Linked DNA regions of Homo sapiens: region 1 is linked to region 2. A link is a contact called in ENCODE Hi-C or POLR2A ChIA-PET data. All regions are on one chromosome and are shown on one strand. Each heading gives the region's core, a stretch centred on a gene start or an enhancer-like site at or near the end of the contact. The rest is flanking DNA. Distances are from core to core; before and after follow the strand shown. Region 1 overlaps LOC101929727 (a long non-coding RNA gene). Region 2 overlaps PTEN (phosphatase and tensin homolog).

Evidence for each region. A loop is a pair of places that touch in the nucleus more often than their neighbours do. ChIA-PET counts read pairs that join two places held with the same protein, here RNA polymerase II (POLR2A). Pooled maps may share reads with other maps.
Region 1: a map of PC-9 shows a loop between it and region 2 (2.9-fold over the local background). The contact joins two enhancer-like sites. A Hi-C loop is called at or near these places in 4 of 168 maps with a recorded cell type or tissue (IMR-90, PC-9, aorta and 1 more) and 3 of 50 pooled maps. POLR2A ChIA-PET finds 5 or more read pairs at or near these places in 1 of 52 experiments (activated T-cell).

What each region holds. Positions count from the first base shown.
Region 1 is chr10:88,156,617-88,160,969 of GRCh38, forward strand. The region is part of intron 1 of LOC101929727 (a long non-coding RNA gene); the gene reads left to right. Among named protein-coding and RNA genes, the nearest start is that of PTEN, 300 kb to the left of the region's middle. Within about 2 kb of position 1,440, at least 8 of the 41 ENCODE cell types and tissues checked have a DNase peak (open chromatin) inside an H3K27ac peak, as active enhancers do; they include PC-9 and ascending aorta, where a contact is called at or near this core.
Region 2 is chr10:87,959,474-87,963,207 of GRCh38, forward strand. It overlaps PTEN (phosphatase and tensin homolog), which reads left to right. Exons shown (of 9, transcript NM_000314.8): 8 at 1,421-1,645. Among named protein-coding and RNA genes, the nearest start is that of PTEN, 98 kb to the left of the region's middle. Within about 2 kb of position 1,916, at least 3 of the 41 ENCODE cell types and tissues checked have a DNase peak (open chromatin) inside an H3K27ac peak, as active enhancers do; they include PC-9 and ascending aorta, where a contact is called at or near this core.

The DNA.
Region 1 (4,353 bases), core at 190-2,689, 200 kb after region 2:
TGAGTGAGGGCATCTGGGCTTTCAAGGCACATCTTTCTCCCAGGGACAACACCCTTCCTTCTTTTTTTGGACCCTGCTGTCTCCTGAGATCCTCCTGAGCATAATTTAACCCTTGCTGGGTGAGAATCAGAATGGTCCAGCAAGCGCTGGATTTTCTGTCAGAGTTTCCTTCGGTTTAAAAATCTGAAACTTGTTTGTCCCTCTGACTCTTCCCAGCTGCAACGAGGTACAAACACAAGGAGATGCAACTCAGAATGCCACTGTGCAGAGCTCTCTTAGTTTTGATTACACAACACATTTTCTAGTTTCTCTGAGGGTCTATGCCCTGGCCATATTAGGCAAGTCACTTTCTGAGCTTTAGTTTTCTAAGTTTCCTCATCTGTGACATGGAGTTGCAGCATCTGCTCTGGGCACCTCACAGGGTTAGTGTGAGGTCTATTAAAATTTTTAAAAGATAAATAAAATGTAGAGAGTGCTTACTATTTCTTCAGGCACCATGTGAAAGGCTTTGCATCTATTTCATTATAATACTTGGAAGTCAGTATTTTTATTATCCTCATTTCACAGATGAGAAAACTTCAGCTCATAGAGGTGACTGGTCCAGGATCACCATGGCTAAGAATTGGTAAAGACTGAGTTTAAATACAAGCCCTTCCATTTTAGAAATTAAATGAGATAATGCTTATAAAAGTGCATTGTAAAGGTCTATATCTATAAAGGCCTATAGAAATATATGAGATTAATACTGTTTCTAGAATTATTTTACAGAACTAAATTAGAGTCCACCTTCTACCTTCATCTTCCTAGCTTAGCCTTCCTGGTCAGCCCCCTTTCCAGGCCACAGTGAACTTCATGACCTCCGAGTCTCTTGTGCTGCTTTTCCTGACAATGCTGGGCCATAGGCATCTCTGGCTACAGGATCTTAGAGATCATGTTGGACTTGAATCTTTGACATTACTGATATTGATATATCACTGGTCTTGGCCTGACCCCACACTGGGGAGAAATGCTTCTTCCTAAAACTTTGGTAAGGAAGCATCCCAAATGTTTGCTTTTTCATTTCCTATCACGGGAAAATGCAGCCTCATTGTTTCTAGGATCAAAATAACTGGATTATACCTCCCAAAGATTCCCAAAGGCTGCTATTTCTTTTTTGAGTAAGAACTTCCACTCGCAATGACCATCTCAGATTGAAAACTGCTGCCCAGCATGGAACATGCTGCCCTGGGCCTAATCTCTGACACTCCAGTGGTAGGAAGTACCATGCTGATGGGGTATTCTCAGGAATACTTGAAAAGTTCCAGGATTTGTGAATATTTATTTCATTTCTAGACTGGCCCTTTAATGCAAAATGTCCATTTCCTTTGGTGTACTTGTTCTACACAAGAAAAAAAAATCCTCAGCCTCAGGTTTCTTCCTGGCTACTTCCTGTTTCTTTCCAATGGTCAAATCTAGTCATCCTTGCTCTGGTGTATGACTCAGTCTAAGAGTATCTCTGTGTTATCCAAGTTTATCCAGCTTATAAACATAAATTACTTCTTTTTCAATTACATTTTACAGACAGTATCCCAAACTTTTAGTATGGTTTTCTATTTAGGCTCAGAGCCAAAGTGTTTGCAGTCAATCTTTGTGCTTTTGATTCTTTTTTTAGTCGTTTTTGACTTCTATCCATTAAAACCTCTTATTATACCATTTTTTTACCAGCCATCATCCTCATAAGTCTCTGACACAAAAGAATCTTTCTGCCTGCCACAGCCAATTCCTGTTGCAACACCGTCTTGAAAGGACTCCATCAGCTCTACACCCTCACCATTTCCCTTCAAATCCCACCTGCTCCAAGTGTTTTCTTCTTGCTTAGACTTGATACATTTGCTTCTCAGATAAAGGATGGTGGTGAGCACACAGCTGGAACCAAGGAAGAAAACAGGGCCTTCGGGATGATAGCATTACTTTTCTCTAATCAATAATTCATTTTTAACTAGAATGTTTGTAGAAATTGAGACTTGGCCTTAAGTAGTTTTTCACAAGCAAAAGAAAATGAGAGAAGTCTAAAACAAAATACAGTTTGGGACATGGACCAAACAAAATGAAAACATCTTGCAGAGCGATAAAGACTGTGTAAACTTATTTATGATTCAATAGAATTGCTTTTGCAAAAAGCAAGGGCATGGCTCATGTTTTGTTTTGAAATGTATCTGTATTACATAAACACAGTAATTATGGCCTTTGACTTGTCCTTGTATGAATGGAAGTACCCTAAAATCTTACATAATTTGAATCCTGCAGTTTATGGAAGGCAAAGGCAATAAGGCACTTTATCACAGCAAATAAAATGCCTCACAAAGGAGACTATTGCCTATTCACATGTGGACAGGTCTCATCTTCCTATGGAGAAATTTACCAGGATCAGGAATTTCAGGAATGACTAACTGGCTTCTAACGTCCTGAGTGTCCATAAATGAGAATAATGCACTCTCCCCCACCCCTCAAATTCATCTTTTCTTCCCTGCCAGCCTACTTCCTGCTTTTTCTGCTCTCTTTCCCATGTCCTTACTTTATTCTTTTCATGCTCACAGGGGCTCATGTTTACTTGCTAAGCTTCGGCCTTTTCCACATTCCTCCTTTGATAGGCGAACATCCCAGCAGCTCCCCTGGGTCATTCCCAGGTGAGTCCACCAGACTTCCACAGCTTCACCCCGTGCCCTGTGTCATCATGACTAAAGCTGATCTGATCTCAGAAGTCTGAGAGCCCCAAGGTCTGAGGAACTTGCTTTAAGTTCCTCCTGCTCAAACCCATCTCAGCTGGATTCCCAGACCTCCCCTGGCCATCTTGGCTGTGGAGGTTTATTCCCTTTATGTATCCCTAACACACACACACACACACACAGTCACTCACTATATTATTACATATTATATCATTATATATAGTAATATTATTACTATTATTTATATTACTACTACCATTATTAATATCTATTATTATATGTATATAATACATATAATAGTAATAATATAAATATATATATAATGTAATATACTAATAATATAAATAATAGTAATAATAATAGTAACAATATAAATATATATAATGACATAATATATAAGAAAATAATATTATATTGTTATAATATTACCATAAGAAGGCCTTGCTAGGCATTGGCAAGTTTTCTCTTTGTTCTTCTGTCTCTCTTTTTGTGTCTGACTTTCAAGAGCCCACACCTGCCCCTTGACTCATATAAAATATCCGCTAGGAAGTAGTATTGTCACTTTAGAGTAAATTTAAAAAAAAATTGGGGGGCCGGGCATGGTGGCTTACGCCTGTAATCCCAGCATTTTGGGAGGCAAAGGTGGGCGGATCATGAGGTCAGGAGATTGAGACCATCCTGACCAACACGGTGAAACCCCGTCTCTACTAAAAATACAAAAAATTAGCCGGGCGTGGTGGTGGGTTCCTGTAGTCCCAGCTACTCGGGAGGCTGAGGCAGGAGAATGGCGTGAACCCGGGAGGCGGAGCTTGCAGTGAGCCGAGATCACGCCACTGCACTCCAGCCTGGGCAAAAGAGCGAGACTCCGTCTCAAAAAAAAAAAAAAAAAAAAAAAAAAAAAAAAAATCTGTGAATATGGAGAGGAATAAGAGCTTGAAGTTCAGGAAATGTTTAGAATCTGAGAATGTAGTCCGAATGGGGATGGGGAGATAGAAAAACAGGGAGAGGGGGAGTTGGCTTGAGGTTCCCCTCCCCTTACTCCCACCCTTCTTTTCCTTTTCCCAGAGTTCTCCTCCAATATAGCTATTATTCCAACATACAGCTTTTAGACAGCCACCACCTCCTCCTGTCAATGCAGTGCAGACTCTGCCCAGCCCCCCAACTCACCCCCCCAACAAAATTAAATTTCTTTCTAAAAAGCAAATGTAAACTGATTTGCACAGAAGGGGAGAATAATTTAAGAAATGAATTTATTATGCTTCTACTGGCATTTCTACTTTAAGGATAAAGGTTTCTTTAATGATGGTTTCTTGAGAAAGTATTTGCTAAGACCAGCTCCTGTTTATGAAATAGAAGGTTAGTAGACAACAAAGACCAATATTCTCTTCTGATGACCGTAAGAATGGCAGGACATGTTATTTGAGCAACAAAAAATGAAAATAAGTCTAATGTGGAGGTAGACACATCCATCGTAGTAGTTTGTTAAGCGTTTTTCCTTATTATAGGTGTGCTGGAGTTCAGGCTAGAGTGTGTTCTATGTACGTGCACTCATGGACTTGAATGTCATTTCTTATTGTTGCTGTTGATCACTGGCCATGGGTTCTCTCTGTAGGACCACTAGTTTGGAGAATTTAGTTTGGGGAAGGAA
Region 2 (3,734 bases), core at 666-3,165:
TTAGCCAGAAACCCATTTCCTATCGTCTGTACAAATAAAAGTTAAATATATCTCAATAACTTAGAAAAATTATTTTTTGATAATCCAGGAAGTATTAGCAACTGTTTTAAAATTAAGATAACTAGTAAGTTTTATTTAGCTTTCAAAAATAGGCATCTACATCATCATCTCTGCATACCTTTAGGAATTTCCTAATTCTTATTTCCCTTCATCTGTACTTTAACACATGCAAAATTGAAGGTTAGATTAAATATTTATGATTTATTTGTTTATCCTTGACTACATAAATTTCCATTTTATTGATTTTCCCTGCCTTATTTAAGAATATGCTATGATTAAAACACAAAAAATTTTAGTATAACCCATATATATATAGAATTCACCTTTTTGTTATTTAAATATTATTGGCTTATTTTCTTCTAAGTAAAATACAATTACTGGCTAAAATAATTGAAATAAGCAAAAAAAAAATTTTAAAGACCTTGTATACAAGATTACTTTGCCAGGTACTGTTAAAAGATGCAATGACATTTAAGACGTAACATCCTTAAGGATCTTATTTTCTGGGGGATAAAAAACTTTAAGATAAATTAGAATAAAAGATTTAAATGGCATTTTAAGGTACCAGGTACCAGATAAGATGTCACAAGGCTGTATATCATTAATTGCCAAATGATTTATACAGGCCAGATTTCTTTGTTGGTCAATAGAGGTTTAAAGTGATGAACTTCTGTTGTGTTTTTTTATTAAGAAGGTATTATCTTATTAGTAAGAAGTGATTTTTTTTAAGAACAAGCATTTTATAACATCAAAAGAAATCAGTAGTACTCTTTCCTACCCCCTCATATTTATTCTGAAAGTATTCAAGCATTATATTGTCATGTAAGAAACTGGAGCTTCTCATGTTTGTATTGCTGTAGAAGTAAACATGTATTTGCCATGCGTCATCAGGGAAGTTGCACTCACCGTCCAAGAACTTTTGTTAAAGTAAATCTTGGAATAGGTAGCTCATTTGAAATGTAGAAAAAATTAAATCCATATCTGAATTTTGTTTATATGTATGTACACGTAAACTAAAAACGTATTTAAAGCTAGTATTAGATGAGAAAAGAGGTTTTTTTACTTAAAATTTTAAGGCAAAAGTAGTTTATCTTAGATCTTGTGAGATTGTATTTTTGGTTTAAAATTTGAGAATTTGAGTGAAGAAAAATCATGTGAATGAAAATGCAACAGATAACTCAGATTGCCTTATAATAGTCTTTGTGTTTACCTTTATTCAGAATATCAAATGATAGTTTATTTTGTTGACTTTTTGCAAATGTTTAACATAGGTGACAGATTTTCTTTTTTAAAAAAATAAAACATCATTAATTAAATATGTCATTTCATTTCTTTTTCTTTTCTTTTTTTTTTTTTTTAGGACAAAATGTTTCACTTTTGGGTAAATACATTCTTCATACCAGGACCAGAGGAAACCTCAGAAAAAGTAGAAAATGGAAGTCTATGTGATCAAGAAATCGATAGCATTTGCAGTATAGAGCGTGCAGATAATGACAAGGAATATCTAGTACTTACTTTAACAAAAAATGATCTTGACAAAGCAAATAAAGACAAAGCCAACCGATACTTTTCTCCAAATTTTAAGGTCAGTTAAATTAAACATTTTGTGGGGGTTGTTGACTTGTATGTATGTGATGTGTGTTTAATTCTAGGAGTACAGCTGATGAAGAACTTGCTTGACAAGTTTTTAACTTATGTATTATTTCGAAGCAGTGTTTACGTAGCAGTAACATGAAAGTTTCTAATAAAATACCCAATGTACACAGCGTCAAAAAAGCTGCATTTTTCCTTTTCCTAATTCTTCGTTGTTTGCTGAAATCTGGGGCAAAGGTGCGGGAGGGGGCTAAATGACTGGGATATGAAGTAGGAATGGGAGAGGAAAGAAATAGATGGGAACTCAGTCATTTGGGAATGATTCATATGGAATGTTTTTACTGCTTCCACTCCTGTCTGCCTTCCAATTTATTCTCAATCCCTCAGAGTGATCTTAAAAATAGACTTGATTGTGTCACTTCTGTTTACACTTTATAAGGACCTTGTGTTTTTTTTTTTACCATGACCTACAAGGCCCAGCATAATTTAGCACAGGGCTACCTCCTACATCAGCACTAGTCACCTTCTCTCCTTGTTTCTTGAGATTCAGTCATACTGGTCTTTCTTCAGTTCTTCAAAATGCTAAGCTTCTGCCTCTTCTAGTCTTTCCAGTTATTTTCCTTCTCCCTGTACCTTTTCATCTCAGCCTTTTCCCCTGACCTTCCATAGCTATCTTCATATTTCCAGCCTTAGCTTCAATCTCATATTCTCTGAAGTCCTTTGATTGTCCTCCCGTTATTCTTTTTTTAAAAATCCTATTTCCTTATATTGTATCTTAGAATTATTTGGTTTGTTTCATTTTTGCCTATGTGTGATATATGTATTTCTACATAGGTATATATATCTACTTATAGACAAGAATTCTTCAGATTAAAAAAATCTGATTTGTAAACATTCCCAAGTGGTTGTTTACCATTTTTTTCTTCCCCCTTCCTATTTCTTATTCTACCTGATTTTCCCCTGTTCATTCACCACACTCGTTTCTTTCTCTTTTTTACTCTCTCTTAATTTTTCATTCAATTTTTATAACATGTAATAAATCTAACTGTAGCGTCTGAGTATTAAGAATATTGCTAGTAATACTTCACCTGTAATCCCAGCACTTTGGGAGGCTAAGGCAGGCGGATCACTTGAGGCCCAGGAGTTTAAGACCAGCCGGCCAATATGGCGAAACCCTATCTGCACTACAAATACAAAAATTAGCTGGGCATGGTGTCGCACACCTGTAATCCCAGCTACTTGGGAGGCTGAGGCACAAGAATTGCTTGAGCCTGTGAGATGGAGGTTGCAGTGAGCCGAGATCACACCAGTGCACGTGCACTTCAGCCTGGGCAACAGAGCAAGACTCTGTCTTAAAAAAAAAAAAAAAAAAAAAATATATACACACACACACACACACACACACACACACACACACTATTACTACCAATATACATACATATATGTATGTATGTATGTATGTATATTGGTAGTAATAGTAATACTTGGGCCCCTGCACGTTTTAAGTGAAAATAGATCTAATATTAAATGTCTTTAGCCCTTAAATTTTTTTTAAGTGTTCAGAAGTTTCCCTTTAAAAAAATTTTTAATATATAATAATTGTACATATTTATGGGATACAGAGTGATATTTTCATGTATGCAGTGTGTGATGATCAAATCAGGATAATTAGCATATGGATCACCTCAAACATTTGTCATTTCTTTGTGTTAGGAACATTCAAAATTCTGTCTTCTAGCTATTTGAAAATATACAGTAAATTATTGTTGACTAGTTACAGTTCTATAGAACACTATAATTTATTCCTCCTGTGTGTAATTTTTTATCTTTTAACCAACATCTCCCTATCCTCCCCTCCCACTCCCTTTCCCGGCCTCTAATAACCACACTCTTATGAGCTCAACTTTTTTAGCTTCCATATATGAGTGAGAACATACGGTATTTATCTTTCTGTACCTGACTTATTTTACTTAACATCATGTCCTCCGGGCTAGACATTCTCTTTAGAATCCACAGGTTTCCTTTCTTTTCTCTAAATCTGCATTTTGCTCAGCCATTAACTTTTAAAATGTCTTTTTCCC